2 separate regions of the Mus musculus genome follow, and region 2 is linked to region 1. A link is a loop called in an ENCODE intact Hi-C map of the cell type or tissue named here. Cell type or tissue: gastrocnemius. All regions are shown on one strand. Links, peaks and the distances in the headings refer to the core of each region. The heading gives the core; the rest is flanking DNA.

Region 1 (9,212 bases), core at 1,213-9,212:
CTTCTTCATCATTTCCTAGAGCCACACTAGAATGCATATGGTTCAGAGTACCTCCCCCAGAACACAGTTTGCTGTAAGGAACAGCAGCAAATGGCACATTTGTGACAGAAGTATAAGACATTGCTAAGCATGGTAGTCATGCCAATAACTCTACTACTCAGAATTTGCCTGAAGCAGGAGTGCAGTTGGAAGCCATCCTGGGCTACATGAAGCCATCCTGGGCTACATGGAGAGTTTCAGGTCAGGACAGCCCAAGCTACCATAGGAAGACCTAAATAATAAAAACATAAAGGCCTTAACAAAGGGCTCAGTTGTTAGAGGTGATTTGAGGGTGGCCCTCCAAGCTTGCATAAAGGTGGAGAAGGGCACCGACCGCACAGGCACCCTGGCTTGTGGACTCCTTCCCCACCACACACCTTGAGAAAAGTCAGCCCAGGCCTCAGACCCCTCGGCTAATCTGCCTGCCTGACCCCATCTTTTCAGATGATGCAGAAAGGGATGTGGAGTTTCTCTCCTGAGCAAGCTGATATATAGGTATAGGAGTGGGCAAGGTGGGTCCCCTACCATGGCCCATAATTGCACACACTATCCTGGGCCATTAAAGTTTCCTGACAGGTGCCAGCTCTCCTGGGGCACCTCTTCAACTCTGCCCTTCTGCAGTCACCTGCCTACTCTCCACAGACTCTTTGCCCTGGCCTGTCTCTTTTTCAGGGTGGGATGGGACAAATAAATGCTCAGGACACAATCTAAATGGACAGGATGGCGTTGGTGCCACGTGTGTAGCACAGCCCATAGGGATCAGCCCGGAAGTAGGTACAGGGACCAGACAGAGCAGCTGTCTTAGGGCGGAGGCAAATTTGACTCAGTAGAGCCCTCAACCCACTTGCTATCATGGCCATACCATGGCACAGGGGTGGGCACTGAGGGCTTCTGACAGTCTGCTTATTCTGCTCTGGCCCTGGCAGAGGATCCAGCTAAAGAATCACTTGCAGATGTGACTAGTCCAGAGCCAGCCAGTAGCCAGCCCTGTGCCCTGTACATGTTTTGACCCCAGACTGTTTGTTATTCTGGAGGGCTGGAATTCTGCCCCTTAAGTCTTTGTGTGGTCATGGCGGGAGGGGCCTGAGGGCCAGAGGCACCAGGCCACTTGTCTCTCTTGAGTTGCTCCTCAGGAAGCACCAGGTCCTTTTAGGCAGGCTGTGGCCACATCACTGTGCCTGACTGTTTTCTCCTGGGTCCAACATACCCACTACATGCCAATGTCCTTGAGAAAAGAGATGCTGAAGTCAGGGCATGCCACAGACTTTAAAAAGCAAATGACAGCAGCTCAGAGTCAGGGTGCTGAGGATAGGAAGGTATTATGGAGCTGGGTCAGAAGGGGCAACCTAGTAGCTGGGAAGCAGGAGAAAGCAGAAGCCATAGTCCAAGGAAAAACAGGCAGTCGTTGAAGGCTGAGAAAATCCAGAAGCCCAAATAGATTCTGGCACACAGAAGGGGCTGGCTCATGGGAATCTTTGTGTGTGTGTGTGTCCTTCCCATAATATGATCAGCCCTAGAAAGGACACCACCACCAACCAAGGAAGTGATTGCCACCTTTGCCTGTGGTGTGACGGAGGGGAGGATCTGTGTGGGAGCAGAGTGCTTAAGTCCTTGCCCATTCACAGTTGGGCTGTAGCAGGCTGGCTGTCTCTGCTCTCCCCCTTCTTGAACACCTGTTTCCCCAGGCTTCAGAGCAATCTCTTGGGAGATAGGCAGAAACAGCCTGGCCTGGGAGCTGGGGACTGCACCCTGCTTTGTGGCCCTACTGCCTTGGCTGGCTCCCTTTCCCAGCCCATCTGCTCCTCCCCCCCCATAGACTGCACATTTGCTGCTCTGGTGACAGCTCACTTGTCAACTCAAGGCTGCAGTCCCCTGGGGATCCAGGAGGAACCCTGGAAGCCCAAACAGATCCTGGCACACAGGAGAGGCTGGCGGATTGTAATCTTTTCTGGTGTCCTTCTCTCAGCATGGCAGGTCTTGATGTGGGCACTGCCACCAAGAAAGTGGCTCCTACACTTTACCCCTTGCCTCTAAAAGGCAAGGCCCTCCTTGTGTGTTGCTTTAGTTGGGCCTCCAGACAGTAGCCCGGGGTCACTGAGGGCAGACCTGTTGCTCTCAGCTCACAGTGGGAAGTAGGGTTCACTTGCTGACCTGGCCCTCAAGCTTACCATGGGAGACCAAGTAGGCAGCCACCTGATTTGTCTCTGCTTTGCCTGGTTTCAGTCACCCCCATACAGCTCCGGGAGCTATGATTCCATCAAGACTGAAGTCAGTGGCTGTCCTGAGGACCTGACAGTGGGCCGGGCCCCTGCAGCAGATGACGATGACGATGACCATGATGACCATGAGGACAATGACAAGATGAATGACTCAGAGGGCATGGACCCCGAGCGGCTCAAGGCCTTCAACGTGAGCACCAGGCAGGGCTGGTGGGACACCGATGGGTCTAAGGCAGGGCCAGTCCTCTCCCATAGCCTGTGTCTCCCCAGATGTTCGTGCGGCTCTTCGTGGATGAGAACCTGGACCGCATGGTGCCCATTTCCAAGCAGCCCAAGGAGAAGATCCAGGCCATCATCGAGTCCTGCAGCCGGCAATTCCCTGAGTTCCAGGAGCGGGCCCGCAAGCGCATCCGCACATACCTCAAGTCCTGCCGCCGCATGAAGAAGAACGGCATGGAGATGGTGAGTACCCCCTCCTGGCCACCCTGGCTTGTGGCGCCATCACTGCCCTCCAGACCCCCTTACCCCAACTTCCCAGTAGGCCTGTTTCACAAATGAGGAAAACGGGCTGTTAGTCAGGTACTGGAGTCCAAACCCCTGCTTTGCCATCCCCTGACCAGGACCCTTCCAGCCCAAACACCAGCACTGTCTCTTGTGCCTGCAGACCAGACCTACTCCTCCGCATCTGACCTCAGCCATGGCAGAGAACATCCTAGCAGCTGCCTGTGAGAGTGAGACGAGAAAGGCAGCCAAGAGGATGCGCCTGGAGATCTACCAGTCCTCACAAGTATGCGCTCATGCTGGCTGTGTGCAAAGGGGTCTCACCCACTGTTCATCCCGTCTACACCTGCAGCGGGGGTGGACAGAGAGGTGGCAGGGCAGCCATCATGTAGCCTACGGTTATAGCACTGTGGTGGGCAGAGAGGATGGAGAGAGGAGGGTGCCAAGAGGTGGGTGAGGAGTGCTGGAGGACCTTGTTGCTAAGATTGCAGACCTGTTGGAAGGAAGGCTGACTGAGTATGGAAGTCCTCGCCTATAATCCCAGCACTAAAGAGATACAGGTTCTAGGTTCATACAGAGAGGATCTTTTACACTGCATAGAGTCAACCTAGTATGTTCATAGAGAGATGCAATCAGGGGCGATCCCTGAGGCAAAGTGCCCAGGGAGAGAGAAACAACAGGATACCCCAGCCCAGATCATATCAGTGGGTCCCAGGAAACAGCCTCTTCCTACCTCATGACAGGGACAGTGACCAGGCTTTCTGTCCCCTGGGTTCCCTAGCATTGTCATCCCTCCTTTGCAGGAAGAACCCATAGCCCTGGATAAGCAGCACTCTCGGGACTCTACAGCCATCACCCACTCCACCTACTCACTGCCAGCCTCTGCCTACTCCCAGGACCCCGTGTATGTCAACGGTGGCCTCAATTACAGCTACCGTGGCTATGGGTCCTTGAGCAGCAACTTGCAGCCCTCTGCTTCCCTCCAGACAGGAAATCACAGTAATGGTAAGTAGTGGTCAGGCCTGTTTTTTTTTTTTTTTTTTTGAGAGAGGGTTTCTCTGTGTAGCCCTGGCTGTCCTGGAACTCACTCTGTAGACCAGGCTGGCCTCGAACTCAGAAATCCACCTGCCTCTGCCTCCCAAGTGGCTGGGATTAAAGGTGTGTGCCACCATGCCTGGCCAGGCCTGGTTTTTACCAGAGCAGTGTCTAGCTTGTTCTACATAAAAGCCCTTGGGAAGAGCGGGACAATGGCTCAGCTCCCCCATTACCAGTCAGTCTTTAGATGAGGTCAGGAAAGCCTGGGCTCCCTTTTCCATCTCCAATGGTAATTGCTTCTGCCAGTCACTACAAATGCACCTCTCTGATTCCACTCCCTGAAAGTCCCCTGTGAGTTGGCAGCAGAGCCAGGATCTGGTCTAGCCTCAGCCCCTCTACCCATGGTGCCCCCATTTAAGTCGTCTGGGAGATGGTTAAACATTAGGTTGGTTCTTCTGCTCCATACCTAAACTGGGCAGCTTGACAAGTGCTTCCAGGAACCTCTGCAGGTGCCACTCCCCACCCCAAGGGAGGGAGGAAGAGGGGGAAGACAGATTCCTCCTACACCTCTGGTGGCATGAGGTATTCTGTCTTACATGGGGGCAGATCAGCCATCAAGACCTTCTCTAGCAGGGGCAACAGGGAGAGAAGGGTCAGGGGGCTACTAGGCATACAAGGGCTGTGACCTGTGTCTGGCCTCCATCATCCTGTTCTGTCCAACCCTGTGATGAAAATGTTTTCAGGGACAGGGCAGAGGCAGTGTGCCTCTGTGTTATTCAGGGGCCAAGGAGTGAAGGAAAGTGAAGACATCAAGCTGCTGTCTTAAGGGGGCAGGTAGAAGAAAAAGCACTTTCTGGCAGGCGAGCTCTGGGTTTAGGAGACCCCTTGACTGTTCCTGGGTAGCAAGGAAGAGGGCCGGTTCCTAGCCCTGGTAGAAAGGCCAGGCCATCTCCACCCACCCCTTGCTTCATCTTGCATGCTTACTGTGCCCCACAACTGGGAAGGAAGTGCTGGTGTCTGGAAGGTTCCTGCCTGGGCTTAGCCTCTCATCCCTTCTAATGCGTCTTAACCTAAAATAAGAGGCTGGCTGGCCTAATCCCTAGAGCCAGGCCAGCATGGTGCACACCAGGGGTAGAATGGCTGATCCAGAGCCACTCTCCTTCCAGTCCCTTTGCTAGAGTTAGAGTATCTGACGTGGGTTTCAGGATCAGGAAAGTTAGAATGCTCTGGAACACTAGTACTAAGTGGCTATGGAGGAAGGTATAACCTGGTGCCCAGTCATGCCCGGGCAGCACATGGTAAAACTTTACCTGGTACATGCAGCATGGCCTGTGTTAGGACCACAGTTGTGGTGGCTCCCTGGCCTCTCACAAGTGTATGAGTCCTGAAAGACACGACCAACAGCCAGAGCTGAGATCAGGAGGCAGCTATCTGCTCCATGAATCCCATCTCTGAACATTCTGCTTCCTTGAAGATGGGTAGGACTGAGATCTGGTCATTTTCCTCCTTGCTAGGAACAGCCTTTTCCCATGAGCACTAGTGCCTCCAGCAGCTGGGGAAAATAAGCAGTAGCTACTGGGTCACAGAGCCATCCCTCCTTCCCACTGTCCTGCCAGTCACAGCCTTTCAGGTGATTGTTTGCTTCTGCTTGGACCCTACCACAGCTCTGCTAATGGCTCATCCTCCTCACTTTGCTCATGTTGTCACTGGAGATAGAAATGAGCTCAGATAAAATCAGACCCCGTCCCTCTAACCCGGGGTACTAGGCAGCTTGTGCCCATACTAGCCCACTAGGGGCCACTAGCAACCTGAGAATCCAGCTGTAACTGGAGCCTGTACAGAAATGGCTCCAGATCAGATCAGGGACTGGAGGGCTGGGGAGCTCTCTAAGCAGCAGTGAACAGTGAGCTGAGATTTGGGGATAGAGGGGGGAAAAGAAACCTGGGGCCACCTCTGACAGTGGCAGGTGGCCTCTGCTACCCCCAGGCATTGCCTAGATCAAAAGCAACCAGAGAAAATCAAATCTATTTCATCCCCTCCAAGTCTTGCAATTGGGATATCTAGAAGCTGGCAGAAGCTGCCACCATGGAAGCCACTCGCCTGCTGGGCTCTGTTTTTGACATACACATCTCTTTTTCCTCCCATATTTGATTTTAACAGACTTCACTGTTCTATATCTTAATTCCAAGAGCATTGCTATTTATTTTATTTATTTACTTATTTTATTTCACTATTTAAATGTTTTATTTCATGTCGGCCGGGGCTCCGTCCCAGGCTGCTTCATAGGTTCTCAATGGGCTGGTAGGGCCTGTACGGGTACTTCTTCTTCTTGTCCAGCTTGGTTTCTGGGAAGATCTCATTTGAGTCATCACTGGTCATCTGGTCAAAGGGAATTATGTTCCTCGTTTTCTCCAGCTGCTTCTCACACTCCTGGGTCCTGAGCTGAGGTCCAGACACAAACTCAGCACAGCTCTTCACATCCCCCGTCTCCTCTTGTCCACCAGGGCTGTGTGTTTATCCTCAGGCACAGGGATCTTCAGGGCATTATACTGCTTTTCAAAGTCATCCACCAAGCCAGGCTTGGCCACATTGGCCCTGTAGTAAGCCCAGTCAATCGCAGGTGGTTTCTCAGACAAACTAGCCAACCTGGGGTGGAGGGTCTCATTCCAGGACTTCAGGGCATTTCCAACTGCCTTCTGGTTTTGGGGCATGAGCTACACAAAAGATACCTAATCAATGGTTTTTAGAGCAAGTTTATGCCCAGCCATCTTGGGATACTTCACCAACCCCCGGCGGAGTGCTCTCTCTCTCTAACCTGTTATTTATTTTTGTGGTAGGGAGGGTACTTTACCCACTGAACTACACCCCTATCCCCAAGGAAACTTTTTAGCAAACTATCTACATTCTCTGGTCAAATGGGGAAAAATAACTGTGTTTACGAACTGTCCAGTCAGGGGCTAGAGAGATGGCTCAGCAGTTTTAAGAGCACTGGATGCTCTTCCAGAATACCTGGGCTTAATTCCTAGCACGTACATGGCAGCTCACAACTGTCTGTAACTCCAGTTCCAGGAGATCTGCCGCCCTCACATAGGCACACATGCAGGCAAAACACCAATGCACATAAAAATTAAAATTAAAAAACAACAACAGTACAACCACAGAGGCCAACTTCTTTTCCCAATAAAGAGCTGTGCTGACTTCCTTTAGCAACAGTTGTTTCCACAATTTATCCTTAGATGTTACTTCTAGTGTAGATGTCTCCAAAGACAAGGTTTTGTCCATCTCTAATACAGCCATGTAAATGCAGCAATGAACAAGCCTGGTCATCAAAACCTACAGGGAAGTAGGCCCAGAACAACATATATTCCTGTAGATGGCCTCCAGGTTGAAGGATACAGGTAGGGGACTCAGGAAAAAGGGGCTACAGCCAGGAAAGTGAACTATCTGCTGTGGCAAGGGGTCACCAAGGCCTCTCATTCATTCCCCAGCTCTCTTCATTCCTCCCCCCCCGCCCCCCCCAGACAGGGTTTCTCTGTATAGCCCTGGCCTCGAACTCAGAAATTCGCCTGCCTCTGCCTCCCGAGTGCTGGGATTAATACTTACAAGGCCTTTCAAGCTCTGCCACTTCCATGTCTAGTGGGAGTTTACTTCCATGTCCAGTAGGCCAGCTGAGGTGCCTCTCCTGGTAGGCTCTGCAGCTAGTTCTCAAGAAGGCTGAAACGCCTGTCTGCTGGGCTATCTGGGCTTCCCCAAGCTTTATGGAAGCTCCTGTTCCCAAGAAGCGGCTCCCTGCTTTGTTTTGGAATCAGAAGCTCGCTCGAAGAAGTTCTGAAATTGCCCATGAGGTGGCAGAGAAGGACTCGAGCATACACCTGCTCAACTCGAGTGCTGGCAGCCTACTCCATGGAGCTTCTAATGGGGCAAAGAGGTGGCTGTAGTCCCCTTCTCCCCAGGGATCTTAAGAGCTTGGGTTTGGTTGTTTTGTGTGTGTGTTTGTTCTGCCACAGTCAGCCAGTGGAGGACAGACAGCAGACTATTCTGTCCTCTTCTGAGCCCTTCTGTCCCAGAAGCGTCAGCCTCCTCACTTGGGACAGTGAAACTCCTCAGAGGAAGAAGAGCTGAGGTGCTGAGGCAAAGCAAGCCTTGCCTCTCTTCCATCCACAAGCACCTGTAAACCCTCTAGGGGCAGGGTGTTCACTGCCTCTCCAGACCGGGATGGTAGCCTCCCCTCTCAACCTTCTGGGGAAAAGGCCCATCCATGCTACTGCCTCCAAAACATGCCAACAGCTCTTTCTCACAGTGCCTGGAGCACAGTTGCTTCCTGGGACTGTTAGTCCTGTTCCAACCATGACTACCCCTTGAAGAGCGGCAGGGCTCAGGAGTTAATAGGAGACATTTCTGTGGCTCAAGGTGCCTCTTCCTCAGCCGCAGCCAGAGCTGGGATGTATGTCTGATGGGCGGCATAGGTAGAGGCAGGAAGCTAGGTTGGAAGCCTACTGTGCTGTGCCTGATACCAAAGCCCTTGTTTTTGATGCATGCCTCCTTATTCCATTGTTCACTTGCCATGTGATTTTGGGTAGAATTCTCCACCTCTCTTTTGCCTGTCATATGGTTAACAATAAAGCTTAGCCTAGAACCCTTGCCATGTCAAAGCCCCATTCTAAATACTGGGAATATAGCCATTGGGGATATAGACCAGGGCTTCCAAATCTATGCCCAGATGCAGGCAGGGGCTTCAGCTTCCTCTAAACTTTAGACTCTAAATCATCTTTCCCTCTCTACAGGGCCCACAGACCTCAGCATGAAAGGCGGGGCCTCTACCCCAACTCCTCCCACGCCTACCCCTTCCAGCAACAGCACCAGCAGGACCATGCCCACAGCCCAGCTTAGCCCCACGGAGATCAGTGCTGTGCGGCAGCTCATCGCAGGCTATCGAGAGTCTGCAGCCTTCCTGCTGCGTTCTGCAGATGAACTGGAAAACCTCATTTTACAGCAGAACTGACCCTGCTGGCCCCCAGAGTGCACGACGCCAGGAGGCTGTCCCAGCCTGGACCCAGCTTCCTGCCTCACCAGTTGGTACACTGTTTTCTGAAAGAGGTGGGATCCAAAAGAGCTGTTTCTAGCTGCACTCCAAGCATCTGAGACTTTGGGCACAAGGACACTTTTCTTTTCTTTTTTTTTTTTTAATTTCACCACATGGGTGCTCTGACCTGCTTGGAAAGAGGCCAGTGGGGCAGCTCTAAAAGGGTTGAGGTTCCCCTGAAAAGGCACAGGGGCTACAGCTCTATTTAGAATCACCTTTGTGGACCACGATGTTAGAACTCCCCCCCCCCATAATTACCTTTCAAGTCTTAGGTGAGCAGAATTGCATATTTATTGAGAAGAGCAAAAGTGGACCCTTTCTCTCCCCTTAGTAAT
Region 2 (9,212 bases), core at 785-8,784, 120 kb after region 1:
GGGTCACATACACCTTTACTCCCAGTAGAGGCAATCAGCTGATCTCCGTGCATTTGTGGCCAGCTTGCTCTACAGAGGAGGTGACAACCCAGCCAGTGCTGCCTCTTTTAGAACCTGTCTAAAAAACTAAAGTTCTTTAAGTCACTGTTTCTTCTGTCAAGTGAAGCTGGTTGGTAGAAAGCATGCCCTGAAGAAGCATGGGTGTCCTGAAGAATGATACCCAGGAGTGGGGCAACAGGACTGGAAGCCATGCTGCTCTCTGGTTAGTGAGCTTGTAAGCCTTCTTTTATCTGTCTGCCTTTTTCTTCTTCAGATTTTTTGTGGGTTCGTGTACATAACTGAGGAGAGAAGAAGCAATAAAGCCATTTCCTGCTTGAGGAAACAAGGCTTGATTTTGGTTTGAGCATCTGAAGACAGACACATTGTCAGAGAGTGACCTGAAAGAGCAGCCCAGTAAGATCAGCAGTGCCTGATCTTACTATTCATTCCCCCAATGTTGCAAGTACCATGTTCTTTTAAATAGTCAGCCCTGAACCCAAAGAGGTACCTACCCCCTGTCACAGAAGCGTTTGTCTGGGAGTGGGACAGAAGACCCCTCTTGAATCTAATAGTAAAACATTCAGAAATTTCCTACAAGGCTTCATAGTCACCTCACGTCGTCTCCTTCTCCTTTAAGGTAAGGTCTCATATAGCCTAGGATAGCTATCACGAGCTATCTAAGGAGAGTACCTAAGAATGGCTTTTTTTTTTTTTTTTTTTTTTTGGTTTTTCAAGACGGTTTCTCTGCATAGCCCTGGCTGTCCTGGAACTCACTTTGTAGACCAGGCTAGCCTGGTCAGAAATCCGCCTGCCTCTGCTTCCCAAGTGCTGGGATTAAAGGTGTGTGCCACCACACCTGGCTTAAGGATGGCTTTGAACTCCTGGCCTTTCTCCATTCTCTTCCCAAGTGCTGACATTACACATGTGCACCACCACACCTGGCTTGTTCTCTACTTCTTATGTGTGGGGGGGAGGGGTGGGGGGGTTGCATGGCTATGGGGGTGAAAATCAGAGAGCCTCTCCATTACTTCCATATTAGGTGGCTTACAACTACCTGTAATTCTAGTTTCAGGAGGTCTGACATCTACCTTCACATGCATGTGCTGCACATATATACATGATGCAGGCACACACACAGACACATAAAAATATTATAAGAATAAGTTTATTGGGGCTGGTGAGATGGCTCAGCAGTTAAGAACACTGACTGCTCCTGACTTCAAATCCCAGCAACCACATGGTGGCTGGCAACCATCTGTAATGAGATCTGATGCCCTCTTCTGGAATGTCTGAAGACAGCTACAGTGTACTTACAGATAAATAAATAAATCTTTAAAAAAATAAATAAATTTTTTAAAAAGTTAAAAAATGTTTATTTTTTAAGATAGATACAAGAATTTTCAGGTAAAGTTATGTATATATAATTTGTTTCAAAATAATCAGCGTGCAGTAGATGACGCTAAAACAGTGTTTTCTGCCTTCCTAATGCTGTGACCCTTTAATGAAGTTCCTTATCATGTGAGGACCCCCAACCATAAAATCATTTTCATTGCAACTTCATAACTGTGATTTTGCTACTGTTTAAATTGTAATATAAATATCTGGTGTGTGACTCCTGTGAAACATCTCACATCACTTCGGGACATATTTGCACACAGCAGTAACACGCTAATGGATCACTTCAAGCTGGTAGGACCTGGGGTGAACCTCACTTTGATCTTACCATGATTTCCTTGACTTTTCCTTATTGGAATTTTTTTTCCTTCTCCATCCACCCCCAAGATAGGTTTTCTTTGTCTAGCCTTGACTTTCCTGGAATTTGATCTGTAGACCAGGCTGGCCTCTAACTCAGAGATCTCTCAGTCTCCCACGTGCTGGGATTAAAGGTGTGCACCACCACCTCCTGGAAATTTTATTTTCTTAAACAGGAAAATTTCCCCTTTGAAAAGGGCTGCAGAGCGAGCATCAGCAAGGGGAGATGGTGCCTGTCAGAGCATCTCCACTTCCTTACCGCTCAGCTTGCAAAACCGAAGACCACCTGCCCACAATCATCTTAGTCACCTGGGCTGACACTATACTTTCCACACTTTACCAGCGAGCTTTGCGCTCAGCTTCCAGAATTGTCAGCAGAGTCCTGACTGCTCCCGCCCCTGGGCTGCTAGAGGCAGCTCCTATTCTGCCCAGCCTGTCTCCTACACTGAAGCCCACACAGTCCCACTGAAACCTGTGCAAAGGTGCTATGGAGGACTCCAGCATGAGTGACAGTTTATTAATGTCCCAAACCTCAGTTGTCTTCCTACTTCACCTGGACCACACCCACATCTATCCTGTGCTTTAGTATGAGAAAATGAAAGTGCTGTAACAGGCCCAAATTTTAAAAACCAACCAACCCCACCCCATTATCATTGGTGGGAGAGAGATCTCGAATGCAAATTATGATTTAACTACATCAGTATACTAAAGATAGATCTGCCGGCAGTGAGCTCAGTGTCTGCAATCAGGTGACAGAATGAAGAGACACAATGTATCATCAGGATTAACTGATCCTTAAACACTCCCACCTCAAGAAGCAATGCAGGGGCTGGTGAGGTGGCTCAGTGGGTAAGAGCACTGACTGCTCTTCCGAAGGTTCAGAGTTCAAATCCCAGCAACCACATGGTGGCTCACAACCATCCGTAAAAAGATCTGACTCCCTCTTCTGGTGTGTCTGAAGACAGCTACAGTGTACTTATATATAATAAATAAATGAATCTTTAAAAAAAAAAAAAAAAAAGAAGCAATGCAGACCTGTGGTACTAACAAGAGGGCTCACTGTATGCTTGGAGAAACGCCCTGAGCGCCCCACCCAGAAAGTCTGGGAGAAAGCCCAGCATACAGGCACCAAGGGAGAAGATGTCCACCTCAAGGCCCAGTCATGTGTTTGTGTATGCAGCTACAGACATACTTAAACATACACTAAGGGAGAGACAGACACTGAGGTCCAGGCAGGTTGACTGATTTCCCCATGTCACAATACAAGTGACAGAATTTTCTGTGATAGCAAAGGCTTGACCAATAGATCTTCTTAAATATATATATATTTTTTTAATTTGGGAGATGAGTTTCAGACAGCGTCTTACCATTTAGCCCTGACTGCTTGAACTCACAGAGATCCATCTGCCTCAGCCTCCTGAGTGCTGGATTAAAGATCTGAGCCAAAGCCTTTTTTTTTTAATACTGTGTTCATCTACTTTGTGTGTGCACCCATGGGCGAAGGTCACAGTGCATGTGTGGAGGTAGGAGAACAACTTGCAGGATCTGATTCTCTCTGTTCACTGTGTGTCTGGACTTGAACTCAGGCCATCAGGCACCTTTATCAGCTAAGCCATCGTATCAGCCCTTAACCAAGCTTTCTAAAGGCACTGAATGAAGGGCTTCTGTACCCTCCCCTCTTTCGTGTATATGTAACAGGCAGGACTAAGTGAGTTGAGGGTTAAGTGACTGGGAAAAGAAGCTCAAGGCTCCAGCTTCAGCTGTGTGAGGCCGGCAGCTAGACTACTTCAAAGGATAAGGCTGGCCTGCCTATCTAGCCCAAAGCTGGGTCTGTAGCCTCATCCATCAAATACTGAGAAGATTCACCATTACTCTAAAACAGACAAAGGAGTTTCCCATCTCCTCAAACATCCTTTGAAGTCACTTTTTGGTTGGTTTCTTTGTTGAGATGGGGTCTCTTATAATGCCTGCTAACCTCAAAGGAACTGTGTAACCCCAAACAACTCCTGACCCTTCCGCCTCTACCTCCTGAGTAGCACTCAGGATTATAACCAAGTCCCACTGCACCTGGTTGCTATTTGCATTTCAAACTAGTTACCCAGGCACAGAAGAGAAAGGCCTCGGACAAATGGATGCTGTGGTCACTGCTCCTCTGAAAAACAACAGATGGGGCTGAGGATGCCCCTCAGTGGTGCAGCCTGTGCTTAGCGTGCAAGAGGCTCTGCATCCTAAGGAACAGAGGGAGGGAGGGAGGGAGGGAGGGAGGGAGGGAGGGAGGGAGCAGTAGAAGGCCAGCTCGATGGTTCAGTGGATGGCAGAGTTTGACCCCTGAAACCCATAGAAAGGTAGGAGATGGACTGACTCTACAAAAGTCCTCTGACCTTCACAGGCACACGTGTTCTCATGTACACACACCATGCACACACAAAAATGCACAATCATAATTAATAAATAACTTTCTTAGAGAAAAGTGAATAGTAGGCTGAGCGGTGGACTCCGGATCAGCATCTTTGGGGAAGTATTTGACTCACACAGTCTCTACTTCCCTCTTCTGGGAACTGGGAGGAACAGTTCCTGTACAAAGACTGCTGAAGACCAAATGAAAGCAGGGCTTGCAAGCTTGGCTCAGCAAGCCTTAGCTTAGCTATCGAAACACACTATCAGCTTGCTGGTAGCACAAAGTCTTGGGGGATGGGGGTGTTGTTCTGAGCCAGCTTCGTGTTTTACTGTTGGGGTGACCTCAGGCCTTGGCTGTGTTCTTTGAGCTGTGTGCAGGCACAGCTCCTCCTGCAGCTCCTACACTGTCTTCAGCTCTGGGCCTGGTGAAGGGGGTGAGGAGTGTGTAGGTCTCTTGTCTTCTGGGGTCTAGGTGAGGGGCTTCTTGCCCCTGCATGACCCCTGTCTTCTAGGGTCTTAAGTCAGGTGCTTGTACTTCTTGTCTTTGTAGGATTTTCTCTCCAAAGGTTAAGAAAGGTGACCCCAAAAGTTCGATTTGACAGCTCAGATCTTGACTACACAGATGATGCTAACAACAGTTACTTTAGTGACCTGCAGCTGGGACAGCTCCACCTAGAGATTATCCAGCTGTTTGAACAGCTCCACCCATAATTCACCCAGCTGTCTGGGTGGCTTCACCCTCAGCGCTTTCAGTAGCTCCTCTTTCTCGGCCACTGCTGCACTGCTTTTGGCTTCTGTGGCTTGACCGGAGGGAAATGGAAGGAGACCATAGTTTCACATCTGACCTGGGTGAGTGGATCCTGGTGAAATCCAGACCCTGATTTTTCCAATCTAGGCTTAGACTGTGCATGTTCAAGAAGTGCTTCTGTCATGCGCAGCACACTTAAACCAGCATCAATCTTCCTACCTTAACCCTTAGCAGGTACAGAATACACTAGCAAATAGGACTGATTTCTAGGTATCTACGTGTCCTTACCTGAAGCCTGGGACAACCCACACTCCATGTGGCCACCACTGACTGAGGATGAGACTCAAGAAGGAGCAAAGAAAACACCAGAGCTACTCGGAGTAGTGTGTGCAGTTGTGAGTCCCACAACGCTAACAGGCCTCACTGACCGCCAAATGAACAAAGGCCTTTCCTAGTGCATGGGAAATGAGGCCTGGAGCCCTTGCTTGGATGAGCTACTACGTTCAAGAGTCCTCTAGGAATTTTGGCAGAATACAGCAGCTTTACAAAGCCTTCCCCTGTCTAAAAAGCTCTGAACCTTAAGACCTACTGTTCAGCAGCCAGGAAAGAGGCATTTTGGCAGGGAGAGCATGGCCATCTGAGGTGCTGGGGGTGAGCTGTGTTAGTGAGTATATGCTCTCCCCCAGAGCTGGCTAGATTCCTTCCAACCTCCATCAGCCAAGATCCCCAGGTTAGGACGGCAACTGAAACAGCCAGAGAGAGGTAAGCAGGACCCCATCAGAGCACCCACTTACTACTACTCCACAGACCGGCATCGAGCCAGCCTGGGAAAAGCAGATCTGGATGACTTAGGTGGACAATGTAAGACCCTCCAGGCTGTCTTCCTTCAGCAGGGGCTAAGGCACTGGTAGTACCTTGGGCCTCTTGGAATAATTCAGTTGTTCCTCTCAGGGCCCCTCACCAGAGACCTCTAATCCTTTGAGAGGCAGATGGCACCTCTAAATCTACCTAACTGCTTGGGCCAAAAACTTAGGAGTCACCCTTAATCCTTTCACCCTACTGGCCACCTCCAAAACATAACCATCCCCTACCACCACCCTAAAAAGTCACCACCATCTTACTAACCTTCTACCTAGTCTGGCTGGCACTTAAAGCTCTCTCAAACTCACAATCCAGAGAGGCCAGGTGACTTCACTTTCTTTTGCCCTCCTTTTGTGACACGGAGGGCACATGCACACACTGAGAACACTCTACACCGAACCTCATCATCAGCCCTCAGAGTGATTTAAAAACAAAGCAGAAAACTAGGGGCCAGGGATGTGACTCAGTTAGTAGAGGCCTTATCGAGCATACACAAGTTTCTGAAGTCAGTCCCTAGGCCCACATGATCTGGTATGGTAGCATACACTTATAACCCCAGTACACAGGAGAGAGGCAAAAGAATCAGAAGTTCCAGCCCATCCTTAGTCAACTACATAAAGAACTTAAGGTTAACCTAGGTTACAATAGGCCCTGTCTTAAAAATTATTTATTTAAACCACCAAGGTTTTCTAAGGTCTAGAAAGATGACTCAGGGCCCGGCAGTGGTGGCGCACGCCTTTAATCCTAGCACTTGGGAGGCAGAGGCAGGCAGATTTCTGAGTTCAAGGTCAGCCTGGTCTACAGAGTGAGTTCCAGGACAGCCAGGACTATACAGAGAAACCCTGTCTTGAAAAACCAACCCCCCACCCCCCCAAAAAAAAGAGAGAGAGAAAGAAAGGTAACTCAGTAGGTATTGTTCCACAGGTCCCAGAACACACATGGTAGCTCACAACCCTCTGTAACTCCAGTTCCAGGAGACTGAACAATCCCTCCGGCCTCTGTAGACACAAGGCATCCACACAGGCAAAACATCCACACACATTAAAAAACTAACACCAACAAAAACACCTAGATGATGACACCTTCTGAGAAGCCTCCAGTGTTCCCATGGCGTGTAGACTCCTCTAGAGTAGACTCCCCCTACTCCCAGCCACCTCTCCACTCACCCCATCACAGCCACTTCCTGCAGTTTCTGGAATTAGCTCAGGACCACCGTGGAGTCTTTATCCTTTTGGTATACCTTCAAACAGTGAGCCCCTTCCCGAGATCAAACCTCAACAAAAATGTCACCGCCTCCCCCAGTTAATGCAGCAGTGTCCCCTCCATCCCTGGAGAATGGCTTTCCAGCACACTACTGCGCCATTGCTCCCACTGTGTTCCTCCAGTTCAAATCCCGTCTGCCTACTTTTTGGTTTTGGGTTTGCACCTGCTGAACGCTGTGAGACAAGGACCTCAGCCATCTCTTCACTGTCATATCCCCAGGCTGCACAGGGCTGCCACAGCAAATACCTGTTGCTCAGCAAATGTCCCACAAACGAAGCCATAGGAATACAACAAGAGCACTGTGCCTGGCGTCTGAAGACCCGGACACCACTGTGAGGTGGGTGGGCTTCTGCCCGGCAGCATGGTTTCTCTTCCTAGGAGTTCCGCCATTGTTCACTGGAGAGTTTAATCTGCACCTTGCTTTCCTCACGGGTACCAATGAGACCAAATAAAGGCCCAATTCAGAACTCCAGAGCATCAAGATCCATACAGACAGCAGTGTGTCAACTGTCACAAGACAAGGTTCTTCCTTGGCAACCTGAAATGTGTACGAACCCAGCATGCGGGAGAGCAAGTGCTGGGGCTAACCTAGGCTACGTAACAAGGCCCAGAAAGACAAGAAGAAATGGAAAGAGAGCTGAAGAGATGGCTCAGCAGTTAAGGGCATTGGCTGCTCTTCCAGAGGAGCCAGGTTCAATTCCCAGCACCTACATGTCAGCTCACAACTGTAACTCCAGTTCTAGGGGACCTGGTACCCTCACACAAACATACATGCAGGCAAACCAGTGCACAGAAAATAAAAATAAATCTTTAAAAAATAATGGAAAAAAAGAAAAAGAGAGGAGAAAGGAAAGGGAGGGGGAAGGGAAAGATAACAGGGAAAGAAAAAGATGTAGGAGCAATCTGAGGTTCCCCACTCCCCCACCACCCCACTACTAGCTCCTATCTGGGTGCCTAGCAGGCATCTCAGGACACAGCAGAAGACAGCAGGGCTTTACTCTATGGCCAACACAAACACAATCCATGAATCCATTTAGACAAGTCAAGGCAAGTGTGTTAACATACACCTACAGTCTCATTTGCTCAGAAAACTAAGGTGACAAGATCACTTGAGCCTAGGAATTAGAGGCTGGCCAGAGCAACAAGTCGGCCTTAAACAAAAACCATGACGCCAGAGATGGGCTGGTTAGTGGAGTGCCCGCCTAGCATGTGCAAGGCCTGACACCCAATGGGCAGGCAGATCAAATACTGTCAAATGAAGTTATTTGCAAGTTAAGCTCGGGGTTCCTTGAAGGCCATGAAGATACAGTATCCTGTATATCCCTGGGATAGAGAAATGTAATAAACATTTACTGAATTTGGTTCCAAACAACAAAACCTCCAATTAGCCATTTTCCTCCTTAAAACAAAAACAGGGCCTCATGTGTCTCCGACTGATATACAGGCAAGGTGGCCTTGAACTCCACCTCCAGCACCCGAGTTCTGGGACTGCAGACATGAGCCACCATGCCAGTGTCTACATGGCACTAGAGGAGAAATCCAGGATTCGTGTATGCCAGGCAACATTCTACCACCTGAGCACAGCCCGCCGCACCAGATTTCTCCTTTCCTTGCACCCACCCTGGTAAGGAGGTCCTGGTTCATGGAGAAATCCTGCAATGACACCACAGTCACACACTGCCACAATGACAACTGCTTCATGCTTCTGATCATCTCTGAGGACTGACAGACCTGAGATTATAAGCACACACTATACTCACTCACCAACCACTATCAGAATGTAAAATACAGTACACGTGCTAAGTTAAGCCCAAATAATGACAGCTAACATTTACCAAATGTGCCGAGCAATTTATAGCCACAAATTATTATAGGAAAATGTTAGTGCCAGGGTTGGACTACCTTACCATGAATTGTTGGTCAGGGTTTGCTAAAGGAACAGACAGAATGGAGGATCAGAGTGTTTATTAAAAGGGGATTTATTATTAAAAGGAGATGCAGTAGTCCACCAACGGCTGTCACTCACTGTACAGGCCAAGAAACAGGCAGCTGTTCAACCCACGGGGCTGGATGTCTCAGTGGTCCCATTCAAATCACCAGGGATGCCCTCGAGGTACCCCAAACAGGCTATCGCAACTGCTGTTGGTTGCCC

What was found. A loop is a pair of places that touch in the nucleus more often than their neighbours do. Peaks named below come from ENCODE experiments on the same cell type or tissue, not always from the same donor. Only the 100,000 strongest peaks of a DNase experiment are listed, where the experiment ranks them.
Region 2: a loop joins it to region 1, with 1.9 times the contacts of the local background. A loop is called at or near these places in 2 of 42 quality-filtered maps.

What each region holds. Positions count from the first base shown.
Region 1 is chr2:153,411,196-153,420,407 of GRCm38, reverse strand. It overlaps Nol4l (nucleolar protein 4-like), which reads left to right. Exons shown (of 11, transcript NM_001134300.2): 7 at 2,263-2,448; 8 at 2,529-2,720; 9 at 2,923-3,045; 10 at 3,563-3,764; 11 at 8,579-9,212. The coding sequence ends at 8,796. It also overlaps the pseudogene Gm14472. Among named protein-coding and RNA genes, the nearest start is that of Asxl1, 70 kb to the right of the region's middle. In gastrocnemius, for the core only: a CTCF peak has its summit at 5,577 (motif pointing right); a DNase peak (open chromatin) is centred at 1,796.
Region 2 is chr2:153,294,326-153,303,537 of GRCm38, reverse strand. All of the region lies in intron 1 of Kif3b (kinesin family member 3B), which reads right to left. Among named protein-coding and RNA genes, the nearest start is that of Gm39961, 7.5 kb to the right of the region's middle. In gastrocnemius, for the core only: a CTCF peak has its summit at 4,348 (motif pointing left); DNase peaks (open chromatin) are centred at 3,988 and 5,614; H3K27ac peaks cover 947 bases.